Regions from separate parts of the Homo sapiens genome. Here region 2 is linked to region 1. Evidence: chromatin contacts called from ENCODE Hi-C data. All regions are on one chromosome and are shown on one strand. Each heading gives the region's core, a stretch centred on a gene start or an enhancer-like site at or near the end of the contact. The rest is flanking DNA. Distances are from core to core; before and after follow the strand shown.

Region 1 (4,433 bases), core at 785-3,284:
CTCAGGCTCTAGAGCCAGCTGCTCTGGGTTCAAATCGCAGCCTCTCCACCTGCTAGTAGGGTTATGCATATGGAATCATCATTTTTATAGGTCAAAATGGTCAAATATTGGCAATTTCAAATGCTTTAACCTAACAGCTCTGTGACCTTGGACAGGTTACTTAACCTCTTCGTGCCTCAGTTTCCCCTTATCATACTCACCCATAGGGTTGACATGAAAATTAAAATAGGTGGTATTTGTGAAGTGCTCAGAATAGGAAGTACCTGACACACAGTAAGGGCTAGCGTGGTAAAGAAAAACAAACTAATGGAGGAATCAAGTATTTCTTTCTTCCTGCCCTCCTCCTGCTCCCTCCACAGCACTGTGGCTTGGCATAGAGTCATTGGCCCATGTGGCCAGGGTGAGCTCTGACTTAGATGATGGGTGCACCAACTTGTGTTGGTGCTAGACTTGACTGTGTCAACCAGGACAGGACAGGATGGGGCAGGCTCATAAAATGTGCACCAGGCATACACCACGTTGAAGAGCCAGATCATGGACATGTCAGCCTCTCCCTCACTCCCTTCGGGGTCTCTGGGGGATGATAACGCCTTAGAAGCCAAAGCAACACAGGCAAAATGCACAGGCAGGAACCAGACAGAGCTGGGCAAGTGCCTGCCACTTTCTCACTGAGTGACCCTGTGCAAGATCCCATGCCTCTTGATTAGTCTCAGATTCCTCATTTCAAGTAGAGCTGATGCTCAGTCCCCTAAGGTTCTTACAAGGACTAAGACAGACCAAGATACAGGCACAGCATATAACACGGGGCCTAATATCCAGGATGCAGCATGTGACACGGGGCCTAATATCCAGGATGCAGCATATAACAGGGGGCCTAATACCCAGGATGCAGCATATAACACAGGGCCTAATACCCACGATGCAGCATATAACACGGGGCCTAATACCCAGGATGCAGCATATAACACGGGGCCTAATATCCAGGATGCAGCATATGACACGGGGCCTAATATCCAGGATGCAGCATATGACAGGGGGCCTAATATCCAGGATGCAGCATATGACACGGGGCCTAAAATCCAGGATGCAGCATATGACACGGGGCCTAATATCCAGGATGCAGCATATGACACGGGGCCTAATATCCAGGATGCAGCATATGACACGGGGCCTAATATCCAGGATGCAGCATATAACACGGGGCCTGATATCCAGGATGTGCTCCATCAACAGCACTTCTTCTTTTCTCCCTCCATTTCGCATCTTTCCATTAACATCCATCTGAGCTCTTCTACTTCTCCCTCTTCACTTTGTTTTTACTATATTTTTCTAATAAAATTAATGTAAGTTTTTTGTTTAAAAAAAAAGGAGGGGAGAATAAGAAAATTAAAACCACTCATAATGCCACCATAAATAAGTAGCTGTTAATATTTATTTTTCTAAGAGCATGTGTATATACATGCATACCTATTGATATTTTGAACAAAACTGGTCCCATTCTATAGGTAAAGTTTTATATCCTGCTTTTTCCCCTGACCTTTTTTCCAGGTCATTAAAAAATTCAGCAACCTGATTTTCTAATATTCTGCTTCTCAGGCAAATTGTGATTTATTTTCCTATTCTCCTATTATTGTATATTTAAGTTATTTTCAGAATTTTGACACTTTAATTACTACTGGAATGAATATTCTTATTCATAAACCATAACCTGCCTCTCACATTGTTTCTGGAAGATAGATTCATTCTCTAGATTCCTGAACAGAGGGATATATAAATATTTTCAAGGCTTTTAACAGGTTACCAAACTGTTTTCCAAAAGGTTATATCAGAAAGACAAGTTATTCTGAATACAAGAGAGTGACTGTCTGCCCTAAACCGTATCACCAGGCTCTTCCTCAGCACTGAGCGTTATCATTGTGACACAGTATCTGCCACATTTTGGCAGAATGTGGCCTTTCCTGGTGTTGGCTCCACTCACCTTAAGAGTGCTAGCTGTCTCACCAGCCGCTCTCTCTGCATGTTGTTGGCTGTGACTTCCCCTGACACAAACAGGTTTATTTTGGCAGAGTTCCCACTTCCTGCTTGTTTAGATTATGTCCTCAAGTGATACCAAAAAAGAGGAAGTGAGATTAAACACCCTTTCCTCTGTCCGAGAGTCACTGGGGTGTGCCTGACACCATATCGATGACTGCCACTGTGGCCGAGGCTCGCCTGAGGGCAACGTGGGGCTTCCTGCTTTGCACTTCAGCTCAGCAGAGAGGCCGTGCCAGAACCCTTGGGAGGAAACACTGACATTCGCTGGTTTTCTTTTCCTTCAAATCCACTAGCTTTGTGAATTAAATATTGATGCTGAGGTGTATTTGGGAGGGAAGCAAATCCTAAGGCAGATTCACATTTCTGAGACCAAAGAAAGGCACTGGAATGTATCGGTGTAACTTTAAAACACTGAGAATGCCTTGGTAATAGGAACTTTTTGGCTTCAATAAGAAAATCCTGTTTTCTCTTTAGGACAGGAACTCTGAAAATCATGTGCTGCAGAACGGAACTCAGCAATTCTCCCTCTCATCACCAGATCCAGACTTAAGAGCTTCTGGGACAAACTTACCATTTTCTTGTTGTCCTGCTTGTTAATGCTGACCACAGACTCCTTTATTACAATGTGAGTGATTTCAGGGAAGTAAGAAAAATTGTTCCACTCTTCCCGGATCTTGTTTTTCTCCTCATCCTTCTTGTGTTTATTTTCCAGTTTTTTCCGCTTCAGTTTATTTTTTTCCTTTTCAACAGAAACAACCTGATAAGATACATAAAAGGGACAGGGTTAAGTTGCTTTCTTCATTTTCTATTGGTAAAAGGTCAGTGCTGCTGGGAAACCTATGCAGGGCCTAGGTCCAAGGAAGAGAAAGCCAGCTCTTCTGGACTTGCAGGATTGGGGGAGTTGGCACCTGCAGGGTTAGGACCAAAGAACTGGGTTGTATCAGGGAATCCTGGGCTTTCATATCTGGAAGAGACCTTAATGAGCACACTGTCTAAACTATATAATACGCAATGTGCACGGAAACTCAGAAAGGGAAATCACTGCTCACTAGACATGCATCTACATTCAGGTCTCCTCACTTCCAGACTACTACACATGCTCTGACACAAACAGATAACATACTCTTCCCAGTTACCACTGAGCTGAACATGAGCTTTCTCCTATCACCAATCGTCTTGACTTTGTAACAGTACTCAAGTCGGGATTTTCCAGAGAAGACACGAATTTCATGCTTGAAATAATCTACACACTGAATAATATATATCTGCACAAGTGAAAATATTTTGTGTCGCATGAGCCCTGGAGACCAGAGATCTAGGTTAAGTTCCTGCCTCTGCCAATTACTTAACTAGTTACATCATCTCTTTGAGCCTCATTTTCCTTATTCATGAAATAGCTTACATCTTCACAGGGTTCTCTGAGATTAGACAAGTGCTAACTAACATAGTATAATACCTATTATACAGAAAACCCTCAGTAAGTATCAAGCATTATTGTTTTAGCATGAGAATAAAACAGGAGGAGAAAATGAGTCTCATATTTTATTCATTTATTTAATTTTTTGAGACAGTGTCTTGCTGTCACCCAGGCTGGAGCACAGTGGCAAGGTCATGGCTCACTGTAGCCTTGACCTCCCAGGCTCAGGCGATCCTCCCAACTCAGCCTCCCAAGTAGCTAGGACCACAGGCACGTGCCACCACATCCTGCTAATTTTGGTATATTTTGTAAAGATAGGGTTTCACCATGTTGCCCAGGCTAGGCTCAAACTCCTCGGCTCAAGTGATCTGCCTGCCTCAGCCTCCCAAAGTGCTGGGGTTACAGGTGTGAGCCACTGCACCCACCCACATTTACTTTAATATTATTAATTACAGTAATAATAATTGTAACGGCTATAATAATTTATTCAACATTTATTGTATTGCCAGGCTTTGTGCTAAATGCCGTTTAGTTTCTTCACAACCTTATGAGTTAGACAGTAGGTACCTCCATTTAACAGAGGAGTAATTTTTAGCTGCTGATAAAGGTGAAATAACTCTCCTAAGGCCATATAAGTCATGAAGCTAGGATCTGAACCCCGTCGACGTGGGTCTAAAACCCATGCTCTTAAGCCACTCTGCTCTATTTCTTCATCCAATAAATATCTCATAAAGAAGCTCCCATAAAGCAAAATCAATTAGTCAATTTCACGGAGCCAGAGGCCTAAGTTCAATTCTTGGCACAAATGCTTATTAGTTATGACCTTGGGCAAATTTCTTAACTTCTCTGTGCCTCTTTGTATTCATCCGTAAAATGGAGATAATAGCAATACTTCCCTCAAAGGTTTTTTTATTTTTAGAAATAAATGAGTTAATACTTATAAAATACTTAGAAAAGTACTTGGCACATGGTAAACACTCAG
Region 2 (4,433 bases), core at 765-3,264, 1.4 Mb after region 1:
AAGTATGTGGGGCTCACTCAAGACCACAAAGTTAGTGATAGAATCAGAACTGAAAGCTAGATCTGTATTTCTTGAAAACCCATGCTCTTTCCTCTGCAGTCTAAACCACACTGTCTCTGCCTCCATCCCACTGTAAACCTCAGATGTTATAGCTTATCAAGAAGGGGATGGGGAAAATGTCATAGCAAGAAAGCGAAGTGACTGGACTACCAACAACCTTAATAATTATTACATACTAGAGGACTTTCTTTAATTTCTTTCTCATCTATCCATTTTATTGTAAGTAGTAAGCAAAGGTGTAAGTCTTGAGAGAAATACATCTCACACGTCCATTATTCATTCATTAATGTATTTAATAAACGTGTTAAATTCATACTGTATACAAGGCACTGTGTTAGCCACTGAGGATGCTGTGATGAAGAGAATGTATTCAGACCCTGATCTCATAGATCTTACGGCCCAGGAAATAATGCATAAATAAATTCATGACTATACACTTGATAATTGTAATGAAGGAAAGTACAGAATGCTATGATATTGGCTCACTTTTTCACCTGTAAAAATGGGAATAATACTAGTACTTACCATTAGGGTTGCGGCAATATCTAAATGCGTTATTTTACGTAAAGCATTTAGAACACGCCTGGCACCCAGTAGTATTTAGTGTTTAACTATTATGATCATTAGTTTTATCACTATTTATCATTATCATCATTATCATTAGTCTAGTGTTATTATTGTTATCATTCTGGGGCCTAAAGTAGATTAGAAGATAGGAAAGAACTCTATAAATAAATGACTTTAAACTGGAGTCCTGAACACTGAGTAGCTGGGGTAGATCGAGGGGCGGTGGTCCTGAGAGAGTAACCAACACCTCAGAGATGCCACAGCCAGAGAACTGGGCACTTTGAACAACAGTAAGGGACGCAGCCACAGAGACTGAGAGATGCCAGGTTAAGCAGAACATTTGTAAGTCATGGTAGACATGTAGATTTTACTGCAAATTCAGTTGGGAGCCATTAAAAGATTTTGAGAAACAGATTGACGTGATCTGATATGCATTCTATTTATTTTATTTTATTTTATTATTTATTTATTTATTTTTTGTTTTTGAGACAGAGTCTTGCTCTGTTGTCCAGGCTGGAGTGCAGTGGCACGATCTCAGCTCACCACAACCTCCACCTTGTGGGTTCAACCGATTCTCCTGCCTCAGCCTCCCAAGTAGTTGGGACTACAGGTGTGCGCCACCACGCCAGGCTAATTTTTGTATTTTTAGTAGAGATGGGGTTTCACTATGTTAGCCAGGCTGGTCTTCAACTCCTAACCTCGTGATCTGCGTGCCTCGGCCTCCCAAAGTGCTGGGATTACAGGCATGAGCCACCACGCCCGGCCTTATATGCATTTTAAATACACAACTTCTCTTTGAGCCCCAAGTCTGGGTTAGTGACATCTCATACATGCTCCCAGTACCTGTATTTTCTCTGTAATAATACTCAGCTCCTGCCCCTTCCATGTACCTCCTGGTTAAGAAGACAGGCTCTGCAGCAAGACTGCCTGCACTTAGTTCTAGTTCAATACCTTTCTTTCTCTGTATGATTGTAGAGAAGTAATTCAACATCCCTGGGTCTTGATTTTCTTACATGTTTAATGGGGATAATAATAGAACCTTCTGCATAGAATTGTTTTAAGAGCAAAATTAAAACACTTAGAACAGTGGCTGGCACACATAAAGCACTAAATAAATATTAGTTGTTTTTAATATATTGTAACTGCCTATTTTCTTGACTGTTTATACACTAGACTGTATGCTTAGTTCCTGGCACAAGGCAGGTGTTCAAAAATATTTACTGAAAAAAGAATGAACAAGGAAAGAGAGGTAGTGCAATAAATTGTAACTAAAAGAAGAGAAAGATTGCTGTCCTATTCATGGGAAAATAGGCTTTCTTGAAACTGGGGTATATTCTGATAAGGAGGAGCCTGCTTATGGGGCCAGAGAAACTGAATGACTTTGCAGCTGCCCAGCTGCTACAGCTTTGGGGAACTTGAAATAACATCCGTGGAACAAAAATTTGTTTCAGAATCTGTGATGCCAATCTGGACTGCCATCTGCACAAAAAGAAAACTGGGCTCATGAAAGAGCTTTTTCATTCTCTTGGGCTATGTGACTATCTCTCTGGAAAGCAAATGCAAGGCTAAACCTCCGGAGTTCTCCATTTGCTGCCTTTGGAAGGACAGTCTCACCAAAAGAGCCAGTCATCCTACTAAGAACATAACACTATGACTTCCTTTTCATCCCTGCATTGCTAATAGGGCCTCAAAGGAACAAGGGCTCAGTTCTGTGAAGTAAACACACACCTTTAGTGTAGTGAATAAACACTGGAAGAAGCTTTTCACATATTTGTAAGCTCGGAAGTCTTTTAGGCATTGAGTAGCAGCAGCTCCTTTATTGCTTCATGCAGCTGCACGGGGTACCTGCCCGGACAAACAATGAATCCTTCAGCTCTCTGAATGTTCCAGTTCTGTGCCGTGTGTGTGTGTGTATGTGTGTTTGTGTGTGTGTGTGGTGTGTGCATGCATACGTGCATGTGTGCTGGTTTGTTACTTGTATATCCCAGGGGAAAATAAGGGTTCTTTGCATGCTTTTTGTCAACACAATGGGTCTCTGTTCTCACTGACCTGGTTTTCCTTTATTCCTTCCCTCTCATCACAAGTTTAGGCAGTCTGGCTTTCCTCATCCACAGAGCAAGGCCTTCCCCTGATTTACCCCTCTCTGCATGCTCTTCACACTTCCAAACCATTTTCCATATAGGCCCCTTAAATCTAATTTAAATACTTCCCTCTGGAAAGCCTCAAATGATGAGTCCTGCCTAATTGCTCCCTCCTGTACATGTCCTATGTTGCTTTCTAAAAGCATCATAGCTCTTTATGTCATGGGCATAAGTTCTTCCTTCATTATTTGTCAGGTGTGTGTGCACTCCTTAAGCTAAAATTTTATATTATGGCATCTCACTGAGCCAAGAGGAAGGAGGAGTACTTGTGTGAATAAGACCTAGACTCTGATTGTGAGTTTAAACCGTTTGGAAATAAGAAATAAGATACATTACTTGAGGCCAGGAGTTCAAGACCAGCCTGGCCAACATAGTGAAATCCCGACTCTACTAAAAATACAAAAAATTAGCCAGATGTGGTGGCACACTCCTGTAATCCCAGCTGCTCAGGAGGCTGAGGCAAGAGAATCGCTTGAACTCGGGAAGTGGAGATTGCAGTGAGCCAGGATTGCACCACTGCACTCCAGAGCGAGACTCTGTCTCAAAAAAAAAAAGTAAGATACATCAAGATAGGGACTGTGTCAGTCATGGTCCTCTACAGAAACAGAATCAGCAGTAGGACAATATTCACTTTAAGAATTTGGCTCATGAAATTATAGTGGTTGACAAGCTTGAAATCTATAGAGCAGAAAGTAAATTCAGGCAGTAATTAATGCTGCAGTCTTCAGGCACAATATGTTCTTTTCCAGGAAGCCACAGTTTCTGCTCACAACTGACTGCACAAGGCCCACCAACATCATCGGGGGTAATCTCCTTTACTTTAAGTCTATTGATTGTAGATGTTAACCACATCTACAAAATACCTTTCACAGCCAACACCTAGATCAATATTGATTAAATAACAGGGCACTATAGACTAGCCAAGTCAGCACATACAACTAATTATCAAGGACCCATCAACCAACAACCCCAAACACCTGTCTTTGGAATTAGACTGGAATTATGCCTAGCTCTTCTACAAACAAGATGTATAAAATCCAGGACAATAAAAATTTTTGTATTATTTCTGATTGAGTCTTCACTTCAAAACAAAATAAAATAATCATTCATCCTAGCTCACAGAATTGTTTTGAAAACCAAATGATAGTTCGAAAGACCAGAAGCGCAAGCTATTGGTACTTTGAACACCTTGACAGTGCGCAAGTAGTGGCAGCACACCTGTTAAATATTGGTGGCCACACAAACACATCACCATTCTCTCTACTGAGCAGACATGAGAGAAGAGAAAATCTTGGGCTTTTGCTTTACACGAATGCCAATCAATTTGTGCCTAGTATCTGGAACACACAACTGATTATCTTAAACTCAATGGAGGGAAATATCTTTAAAAGAAGTTAATTTGGACCAGAAATATCTCAGGGGAGGTAGGAGTGAGGTTGGAGCATTCTTTATGTACATTTCCACAGAGTTGAGTATGAAACTTTATTCCCTGTAAAAACAAATTGGAAATTTGAATGTGAATCCAATTTGCCAGGTTATCCTTGAGACGCCCTTCCTTCTCACACCTGGATATTAAAACTTATCTCCATTTCCCTGTGAGTCTTGTATTCCTGTCACTAAAAATTCCTCCAGCCTCTTTGCAGAGCACATTGGCACCAGGCCCCC

The links. A loop is a pair of places that touch in the nucleus more often than their neighbours do. Pooled maps may share reads with other maps.
Region 2: a map with no recorded cell type shows a loop between it and region 1 (3-fold over the local background). The contact joins two enhancer-like sites. A Hi-C loop is called at or near these places in 1 of 168 maps with a recorded cell type or tissue (transverse colon), 1 of 37 single-sample maps with no recorded cell type and 2 of 50 pooled maps.

Annotation. Positions count from the first base shown.
Region 1 is chr1:64,862,182-64,866,614 of GRCh38, forward strand. JAK1 (Janus kinase 1) reads right to left here. Exons shown (of 25, transcript NM_002227.4): 8 at 2,606-2,791. Among named protein-coding and RNA genes, the nearest start is that of JAK1, 100 kb to the right of the region's middle. Within about 2 kb of position 2,035, at least 27 of the 41 ENCODE cell types and tissues checked have a DNase peak (open chromatin) inside an H3K27ac peak, as active enhancers do.
Region 2 is chr1:66,276,302-66,280,734 of GRCh38, forward strand. All of the region lies in intron 7 of PDE4B (phosphodiesterase 4B), which reads left to right. Among named protein-coding and RNA genes, the nearest start is that of PDE4B-AS1, 230 kb to the left of the region's middle. Within about 2 kb of position 2,015, at least 6 of the 41 ENCODE cell types and tissues checked have a DNase peak (open chromatin) inside an H3K27ac peak, as active enhancers do.